Linked DNA regions of Homo sapiens: region 2 is linked to region 1. A link is an interaction called in ENCODE POLR2A ChIA-PET data of the cell type or tissue named here. Cell type or tissue: Caco-2. All regions are shown on one strand. Region 1 overlaps GPHN (gephyrin). Region 2 overlaps GPHN (gephyrin).

Region 1 (5,000 bases):
GGCAAAAGGAACTTTGCAAATACAGTTAAGGTTACAGACAATTAAGATAGTAAAATGATCCTGGGTTTTCTGAGTGGGCCCAGTCTAATCACATGAACCCTTAAGAGCAGAGAAGTTTTTCCAGCTGAAAGCAGAATAGAGATGCAGCAGAAGGGGGAGTCATTGATTCCAAGCATGAGAAAGATTCTGTGCACTATTATTGATGAGATTTAAGGGCCTATGTAAAAGACTGGAGAGAGGCCTCTGGTTGCTAAACATAGCCTCTAGCTTAAGTCAGCAAGGAAATAGGGACATCAATCCTGTAACCAAAGGAACTGAAGGAACTGGACTGTGTGAAGTAGAATCTTTACTGAGCCTTAAGAGTACGAGCTCAGCAGGCAGACATTTTGATTTTTGTTTTTTTTTTTTTTGAAACTGGGAGTAGAAAAATTAGCTGAGCTAACCTGGATTTCTGACTTGTAAATTGTGAATAGTAAAATTGTGTTGTTTTGAGCTGCAAAGTTTGTTCTAATTTGTTACAGAAGTAAAAGAAAACTATTACTTCCAGGAACAGGTCTGCATATATGCTTCTACCTGATTTATGACTGATTTTTTTAAGTATAATGGAGAAAAGAATTTTATTTCAATTCAATATCCTTATAGAAAATATGCTTATTGACATACATAAAAATCCATTTTAGGTACATCATAGATCCAACTATGAAAGATTTAAAAAATAAAGCTTTTAGATGGAAACATGGCAGAATATCTTCGTGATCTTGGGTTAGGGAAAGATTTCTTAATAATAGGAAAAATTGATACATTGGATCACATTAAAAATAAGAACTTTAGAAATCTAAAAACTGAAAGGTAAATCATAGAATGAAAGAAGATACTTGTAATACATATATCCAACAAAGGACTCATATTCCATAACCCAATTTTAAAAATGAATAAAAGACTTGAAAAGGCACTTCACAAATAGTATATGTTCAATATGAACATGAAAAGATACTCAACATAAAAAATCATTAGGGAAATGCAAGCTAAAACCACAGCAAAATATTTCTACACACCCACCAGAGTGGCTAAGTAAAAAAGATGCCTTTTCCAAGTGTTTGTAAGGAAGTTGTATAGTTGGATATCTGATACACAAATTGGTACTACCACTTTGGGAAACTGGGAGTGTTTACTAAACCTGAACATATATGTTATCTATTACCCAGGAATTTTAGTTGTAGGTATATATCTAAAAGGAAAGTTTGCTTAAGTTTACCAAAGGACATGTGCAGGAATGTTGATACTATTTGTAATGACCTAAATTGGAAACAATCCAAATGTCTACTTATAGTAGAATGGATAACTAAATCATGGTACATTCATAGCATGGTATACTGTACAATGAGAATGAACAGCATACAATTAAATTTAAACATAGATGAATCTCATAAACTTAATGTTCTGCAGAGGCATCAGATACAAAAGGAATGCCTATGGTATGATTCATTTTTATAAAGTTCAGAAACAGACAAAATTAATATATAGTGTTAGAAGTCAGTATTTCCTTCTGTTGTGGGTAGAGCAATGACTGGGAGAAAGTATGAGGGGAGTTTTTTTTTTTTTTAATCAAAGATTTAGACACTGCTTTCAAGCTCTATATGTGTTTGAGGAATTGGTGTTTTCACTCTTTTTATTCTTTTTCTTATGTAGATAATAACTATAGTTAATTCACTGTTTTACTTCGATCAGTTTAATAATACTGATTATGTTCACGTTTATTTGAGTCTTGTACCTGTACCAACCAGGTAGATAGGAGAAGTATATGCATAATCAAAGACAGCCAACTGAGCCAGCTGAGATTTATTTACAAGTGATAGCTTAATTATTTGGGGGCTTTACATTAGTTCTTTCAATTAATCAGTTTTTTGCTTTCTTGTCTATTCATTGGAGTTTACTTCTAAAGCTACCTGTCCTTTGTTGACATTTGGATTTCTCTGTTTAATTATTTAGATTTGGGATTAGTTCTGTAAAATTCACAGAACGCCTTGGGTTACACTTGAGTTTGGGAACAAGTAATTACAAGTTATATTAAGATTGTAAATGATCTGTATACTGCAGACATCATTCTTCTCAAATTTCTCTTTAAGTATGTCTAAATTATAACATAAACCAGTGGTTTAGTATGCTTTTTTAGATACTGATGATGCTTTGTGAGACTAATTTTATTCTCTACCCACATCAGTATCTTTTCTGATTGCCTTGATGAAATTAGATAAACCTTTATCTATGCCACCCACTACCAAAGATGTTTCACTTTTCCTTCTATCCTTTTAAGGGTATTTATCACAATGTCAAAGCAGGAAAAATAGTAATAAACATAGTTATAGAAATAATAACAGCAAATGGTTATAACATGTCAATCAGTATTTAAAGCACTTTATTGACTTATTTAACATATGAAACAACTGAGAGAGGTGTGATTGTTAGCTTAATTTTAAACATGAGAAAGAAAGTCTCAGACCACAGGTTAACTAACTTGCTGAAGGTCACACATCTATTAAATGTATGTGTCAGAATTAAATCCAGATTACCTAGTCTTTGTCCTTAACCACTGTGCCAGTAAAAGACAGATAAGGAGATTTTCAAAGTTAAAATTCAGTCACTAACTAAACAAATCTGGGATTATAAGTTTTTCAAAGTTTTGAATAAGCTAATGATTATATTTAAATAGTAATAATTTTTAGGTAAATTTTTTTATAATTGCATATTTAAAATACTAATTTAAATTTTGTAGTAAGGCATGTAAATGTTGTTTGCCATACTGTTTCATGTTTGGAAGTCTGTTTATGTTTATCCTTTCTTTCCCAATATATAGGAAAAGGTAATTCATGGGCCATCCTAAAGGAGTGTGTTAGGTTGTTCTGTAGCTTTTTGTAGTAGTATATTTGTATGTAATGAAGTGCATTTTTAAATTGCACTTGTAATTTTTAATTGCTTCTTAGAAATTCCTGAATATTTAGGAACTTCATAAAAATATTCTGGAAGCAAGCATTACCTGGATAACATGGTACTTAAAAACCTTTCATTATCAAGGAAATAAAAAATAGAAAAGAATGTTGGTATGAATTATAAGAATGGAAATAATCTAACAGATATTTATCTAATTACATTTATCCAGATGAGTTTTTCTGATTTGCTTATAATACATCACAACAACATCTCAGCCTGTCTCCAGGTTGGTACATCTTTATTTAAAAATTTGGGCCAGGTGCTGTGGCTCACGTGTGTAATCCCAGCGCTTTGGGAGGCTGAGGCAGATGTATTACCTGAGGTAAGGAGTTCAAGACCAGCCTGGCCAACAAGGCGAAATCCCTCCTCAGTATACTAAAAATACAAAAAGTTAGCCAGCCGTGGTGGTGGGCACTTGCAATCCCAGCTACTTGAGAGGCTGAGGCACAAGAATTGCTTGAATCTGGGAGGCGGAGGTTGCAGTGAGCCAAGATCATGCCATTATACTCCAGCTTGGGCGACAGAGTGAGACTCCATTTCAAAAAAAAAAAAAAAGAAAATTTTTTTTAAAGTTATTTAAACTGATTTTATATGCACCATTTATTTATAACAATTTTATTTTATTTTATAATGTTTTACATTTGTGTCTCTCATTAGATACTCAGACTAACCCTATGATCTCATAGGGGAGATATAATTGTCCCATTGTTTTTACAAGGGGCCTGATGACCAGAGGTTAAAATGTATGTACAGAGTCACTCTACAAATATGCCATATAATTATCATTTGAAACCACATCTTCCGTTCTCTGATACAATGCTTTTCCCATTGCTCCAGGTCACTTCTCATATGATTTGAAAACCAACCAACCAATAACAACTTTACCTATGATTAGAATCCCATCATTTAAAGAGTGACAATTTAGTTACAAAAGATTAAAAAGAATTCAACAGCAACAAAAAAAAACTAGATTAAAATTGGGCAAGGACTTGAATACACATTTGTATTATACAAAGAAGATACTCAATGGCCAACAAGTATTTGAAAAGATGCTCAACATCTCTAATCATTAGGCAAATGCAAATCAAAACCACAGTGAGATATTACCTCACACACCTAAGAATGGCTGCTGTAAAAAAAGAAAACAAAACCAGAAGAATCCTGAAATAACAAATGTTGGTGAGGATATATAGAAATTGGAACCTTTGTGTATTGTTGGTGGGGATGTAAAATGGTACATCCATTATGAAAAACAGTATAATGGTTCCTCAAAAAGTTAAAAATAGAATTATGATTGTACAATTCCAAGAATTGAAGGTAGGGTCTCAAAGAGATACTGATATGCCCATGTTCATAGCAGCATTATGCAGAACAGCCAAAAGGTGGAAGGAATGAATAGATAAAACAATATATATATAAAATAGATAAAACAATATATATCTTGAGGGCGTTATTCTAAATGAAATAAGCCAGCAAGAAGAAGACAAATATTGTATAATTCCACTTACATGAGATATTTATTGTTGTCAAATTCATAAAAACAGAATGTAGAATGGTGGTTACCAGGGGTTCAGTGGAGTAGGAAATGGGGAGCTGTTGTTTAATGGGTATAGAGTTTCAGTTTTACAAGATGGTGTTTGGTCACACAACAGGGTAATTATATTTAACAGTACCAAACTGTATTCTTAAGAGGGATTAAGGTGGTGAATTTTATTTTGTGTGTCTTTTACCACAATTATTATTTTTAAAATTTTATTTTTACAGTGACACGGTCTCACTCTGTCACCCAGGCTGGAGTGCAATGGCTCTATCATGGCTCACTGTAGCCTTGAGCTCCCAGGCTGAAGCAATCCTCTTTCCACAGCCTCCCAAGCAACTGGGACCACAGGCACATGCCACCATACCTGGCTTTTTTTTTTTTTTTAATATTTTTTTTTAAAGTCAGGGTCTCACTATGTTGCCCAGGCTGGTCTTGAATTCCTGGTCTCAGGTCATCTTCCTGCCTTGGCCCC
Region 2 (5,000 bases), 420 kb after region 1:
GGAATGATACCAACTCCTCTTTGTACCTCTCGTAGAATTTGGCTGTGAATCCATCTGGTCCTGGACTTTTTTTGGTTGGTAGGCTATTAATTATTGCCTCAATTTCAGAGCCCATTATTGGTCTATTCAGAGATTCAACTTCTTCCTGCTTTAGTCTTGGGAGGGTGTATGTGTCCAGGAATTTATCCATTTCTTCTAGATTTTTTAGTTTATTTGCATAGAGGTGTTTATGGTATTCTCTGATGGTAATTTGTATTTCTGTGGGATCAGTGGTGATATCCCCTTTATCATTTTTTATTGCATCTATTTGGTTCTTATCTCTTTTCTTCTTTATTAGTCATGCTAGCGGTCTATCAATTTTGTCGATCCTTTCAAAAACCAGCTCCTGGATTCATTGATTTTTTGAAGGGTTTTTCGTGTCTCTGTCTCCTTCAGTTCTGCTCTGATCTTAGTTATTTCTTGCCTTCTGCTAGCTTTTGAATGTGTTTGCTCTTGCTTCTCTAGTTCTTTTAATTATGATGTTAGGGTGTCAATTTTAGATCTTTCCTGCTTTCTCTTGTGGGCATTTAGTGCTATAAGTTTCCCTCTACACACTGCTTTAAATGTGTCCCAGAGATTCTGGTACATCATGTCTTCGTTCTCATTGGTTTCAAAGAACATCTTTATTTCTGCCTTCATTTCATTATGTACCCAGTAGTCATTCAGGAGCAGGTTGTTCAGTTTCCATGTGCTTGTGCGGTTTTGAGTGAGTTTCTTAATCCTGAGTTCTAATTTGATTGCACTGTGGTCTGAGAGACAGTATGTTGTGATTTCTGTTCTTTTACATTTGCTGAGGAGTGCTTTACTTCCAATTATGTTGTCAATTTTAGAATACGTGCAATGTGGTGCTGAGAAGACTGTATATTCTGTTGATTTGGGGTGGAGAACTCTGTAGATGTCTATTAGGTCTGCTTGGTCCAGAGCTGAGTTTGAGTCCTGGATATCCTTGTTAACCTTCTGTCTCGTTGATCTAATATTGACAGTGGGGTGTTAAAGTCTCCCATTATTATTGTGTGGGAGTCGAAGTCTCTTTGTAGGTCTCTAAGGACTTGCTTTACGAATCTGGGTGCTCCTGTCTTGGGTGCATATATATTTAGAATAGTTAGCTCTTCCTGCTGCATTGATCCCTTTACCATTATATAATGGCCTTCTTTGTCTCTTTTGATCTTTGTTGGTTTAAAGTCTGTTTTATGAGAGATTAGGATGGCAACCCCTGCTTTTTTTTTTTTTTTTGCTTTCCATTTGATTGTTAGATCTTCCTCCATCCCTTTATTTTGAGCCTATGTGTGTCTTTGCACAGAGATGGGTCTCCTGAATACAGCACATTGATGGGGCTTGACTCTTTATCCAATTTGCCAGTCTGTGTCTTTTAATTGGGGCATTTAGCCTATTTACATTTAAGGTCCATATTGTTAGGTGTAGATTTGATCCTGTCATTATGATGTTACCTGGTTATTTTACCTGTTAATTGATGCAGTTTCTTCATAGCATTGATGTTCTTTACAATTTGGCAGGTTTTTGCAGTGGCTGGTACCAGTTGTTCCTTTCCATGTTTAGTGCTTCCTTTAGGAACTCTTGTAACACAGGCCTGGTGGTGACAAAATCTCTGAGCATTTGCTTGTCTGTAAAGGACTTTATTTCTCCTTCATTTATGTTGGCTGGATATGAAATTCTGGGTTGAAAATTCTTTTCTTTAAGAATGTTGAATATTGGCCCCCACTCTCTTCTGGATTGCAGGGTTTCTGCAGAGAGATCCGCAGTTAGTCTGATGGGCTTCCCTTTGTGGGTAACCTGACCTTTCTCTCTGGCTGCCCTTAACATTTTTTCCTTCATTTCAACCTTGGTGAAATTGACAATTATGTGTCTTGGGGTTGTTTTTCTCGAGGAGTATCTTTGTGGTGTTCTCTGTATTCCCTGAAATTGAATGCTGGCCTGCCTTGCTAAGTTGGGAAAGTTCTCCTTGATAATGTCCTAAAGAGTGTTTTTCAACCTGGTTCCATTCTCCCTATCACTTTGAAGTACAACAATCAAATGTAGAATTTGTCTTTTCACATAGTCCCATATTTCTTGGAGGCTTTGTTCGTTTCTTTTTACTCTTTTTTTTCTAAACTTGCCTTCTCACTTTATTTCATTAATTTGATCTTCAATCACTGATATCCTTTCTTCCATTTGATCAAATTTGCTATTGAAGCTAGTGCATGCCTCCCGAAGTTCTCGTGCCTTGGTTTTCAGCTACATCAGGTCACTTAAGGTCTTCTCTACACTGTTTATTCTCATTAGCCATTCGTCTAACCTTTTTTCAAGGTTTTTAGCTTCCTTGTGATGGGTTAGAACATGCTCCTTTAGCTCGGAGAAGTTTGTTATTACGGACCTTCTGAAGCCTACTTCTGTCAACTTGTCAAAGACATTCTCCATCTAGCTTTGTTCCATTGCTGGTGAGGAGCTGCGATCCTTTGGAGGAGAAAAGGCGCTCTGGTTTTTAGAATTTTCAGCTTTTCTGCTCTGGATTCTCACCATCTTTGTGGTTTTATCTACCTTTGGTCTTTGACGTTGGTGACCTACAGATGGGGTTTTGGTGTGGATGTCCTTTTTGTTGATGGTGATGCTATTCCTTTCTGTTTGTTAGTTTTCCTTCCAGGAGTCAGGTCGCTCAGCTGCAGATCTGTTGGAGTTTGCTGGAGGTCCACTCCAGACACTGTTTCCTTGGGTATCACCAGCAGAGGCTGCAGAACAGCAAATATTGCATAACAGCAAATATTGCTGCCTGATGCTTCCTCTGGAAGCTTCATCCCAGAGGGACACCTGCCTGTATGAGGTGTCTGCTGGCCCCTACTAGGAGATGTCTTTCAGTTAGGCTACACAGGGGTCAGGGACTCACTTGATGATGCAGTCTGTCCATTCTCAGAGCTCAAACGACGTGCTGGTAGAACCACTGCTCTCTTCAGAGCTGTCAGACAGGGACGTTTAAGTCTGCAGAATTTTCTCCTGCCTTTTGTTCAGCTATGCCCTGCCCACAAAGGTGGAGTCTGTAGAGGCAGTAGGCCTTGCTGAGCTGTGGTGAGCTCCGCCCAGTTCAAGCTTCCTGGCCACTTTGTTTACCTACTCAAGCCTCAGCAATGGTGGATGCCCCTCCCCCCGCCAGGCTGCAGCCTGGCAGGTTGATCTCAGACTGCTGTGCTAGCAGTGAGCAAGGCTCCATGGGTTTGGGACCTGCCAAGCCAGGCATGGGAGAGAATCTCCTGGTCTGCCAGTTGCTAAGACTGTGGGAAAAGCACAGGATTTGGGCAGGAATGCCCCGTTTTTCGAGGTACAATCTGTCACGGCTTCCCTTGGCTAGGAAAGGGAAATCCCCCAACCCCTTGCACTTCCTGGGTGAGGTGACGCCCCGCCCTGCTTCGACTCGCCCTCCATGGGCTGCACCCACTGTCCAACCCATCCCAATGAGATGAACTGGGTACCTCAGTTGGAAATGCAGAAATCACCTGTCTTCTGCGTCGGTCATGCTGGGAGCTGCAGAATGGAGCTGTTCCTATTCGGCCATCTTGGAACAGAGTCCCAGTGATATTCTTAAAGTTAGACAAATAGTTATGGTTACAACAACTGGAACCCGGGATCCTTAACTCCCAGTCTGGTGTTCATTTCACTATAGCATACTGCATCTCAAATCAATGTAAACATTATTCTTATAAAGCAAGTGCCTAGACGTGTTTGCATGTATAAAGTGTTTTCTGTTTTTCTATTTTGACTACCGATGAATTTTCTATTTTCTCTGGTCTGTCTTTTAGCCTATTACTATTTTCAGCTCCTATCTGCAAGTGAGGATTTTAAGGAACAAGTATTCCACTGATAGGCATTCCTGGCATAACTATGGATGATAACATTTGTAAGACTAACATTTATGATTCATTTTCTTTATTTGTAAAATGCATGACATGAATAAATTACAACTTCACACTTGGTACAGTATCAACTTCTGTAAGGCAGATTAAAATATTCTGGCACCATTCCCTGAAATTCCCAATCTTTTTCTATATACAATGGAAAAACTATGAGCTTTTTTTTAATAGAAAGGATTTTGCTTTCTTGGGAATTTTATGTTAGATTATAAGCTGTAAGCTTTTTTATTTAAGATTACATGATTAAAGACTTCAGTGTCTCTGACCTAGGTTCTCTGCTTTTCCACTTTAGCAGTTCTAGTCAAGGAAACTTTAAGTTTTGCTGTTGGAAGTAAGTTTGGAGCAGTGAAATATCTCTTTTAGAATACTGACCACAGCACAAAGGCACATGTTCCCGTCTCTGACTTCTAGCTAGTTAGCTGCCTGAGCATAGGCAGTTATCTTAAGCTGAGATTGGCTTCCCTTTAGAAGAAATTCTGAAGCTCTTGATTCCAAGCAGTAGGAAGTCCTCACCAAGGTCATACTGGGAGTTCATTAACTCTTCCTGATGGTTCAGGGGCTGTTAGAGAATAAGGGAAAAGGAAATAAGGTATACTTAGAAGTAGCTTTGTCAAGACACTCTTTGGCTCTTTTACTTGCTCTACCTTTTACTAGCCAAATGACCCTGGACAAGCTACTTAACCTTTCTAGGTCTTATCTCCCTCCTATGCAAAATGGAAATAATGTCTACCCAATGTAGGGTTATTGTAGGATACTATTAAAGGAGATAATATTGTGTAAATAATTTTATTTTCGCTAACATGCTCTATTTGGAATTCAGCAACTGCTTCCCTTTCCTCTACTCTCCTAACATGGGGATTCTAAGATCATAACCCTGAGATAAGCACTTGTAAATTACAGAGTATTTACAGTATGACCTTGGTGAGGACTTCCTACTGCTTGGAATCAAGAGCTTCAGAATTTCTTCTAAAGGGAAGCCAATCTCAGCTTAAGATAACTGCCTATGCTCAGGCAGCTAACTAGCTGGAAGTCAGAGACGGGAACATGTGCCTATGTGCCGTGGTC

The links. ChIA-PET counts read pairs that join two places held together with the same protein. Peaks named below come from ENCODE experiments on the same cell type or tissue, not always from the same donor. Only the 100,000 strongest peaks of a DNase experiment are listed, where the experiment ranks them.
Region 2: POLR2A ChIA-PET joins it to region 1 with 5 read pairs; 2 of 35 experiments call an interaction of 5 or more read pairs at or near these places.

Annotation. Positions count from the first base shown.
Region 1 is chr14:66,642,164-66,647,163 of GRCh38, forward strand. All of the region lies in intron 1 of GPHN (gephyrin), which reads left to right. Among named protein-coding and RNA genes, the nearest start is that of GPHN, 140 kb to the left of the region's middle. In Caco-2, no CTCF peak of the experiment used is centred here; no DNase peak of the experiment used is centred here.
Region 2 is chr14:67,064,502-67,069,501 of GRCh38, forward strand. The region is part of intron 11 of GPHN (gephyrin); the gene reads left to right. Among named protein-coding and RNA genes, the nearest start is that of GARIN2, 120 kb to the right of the region's middle. RefSeq lists enhancers at 2,759-3,288, 3,289-3,818. In Caco-2, no CTCF peak of the experiment used is centred here; a DNase peak (open chromatin) is centred at 3,120.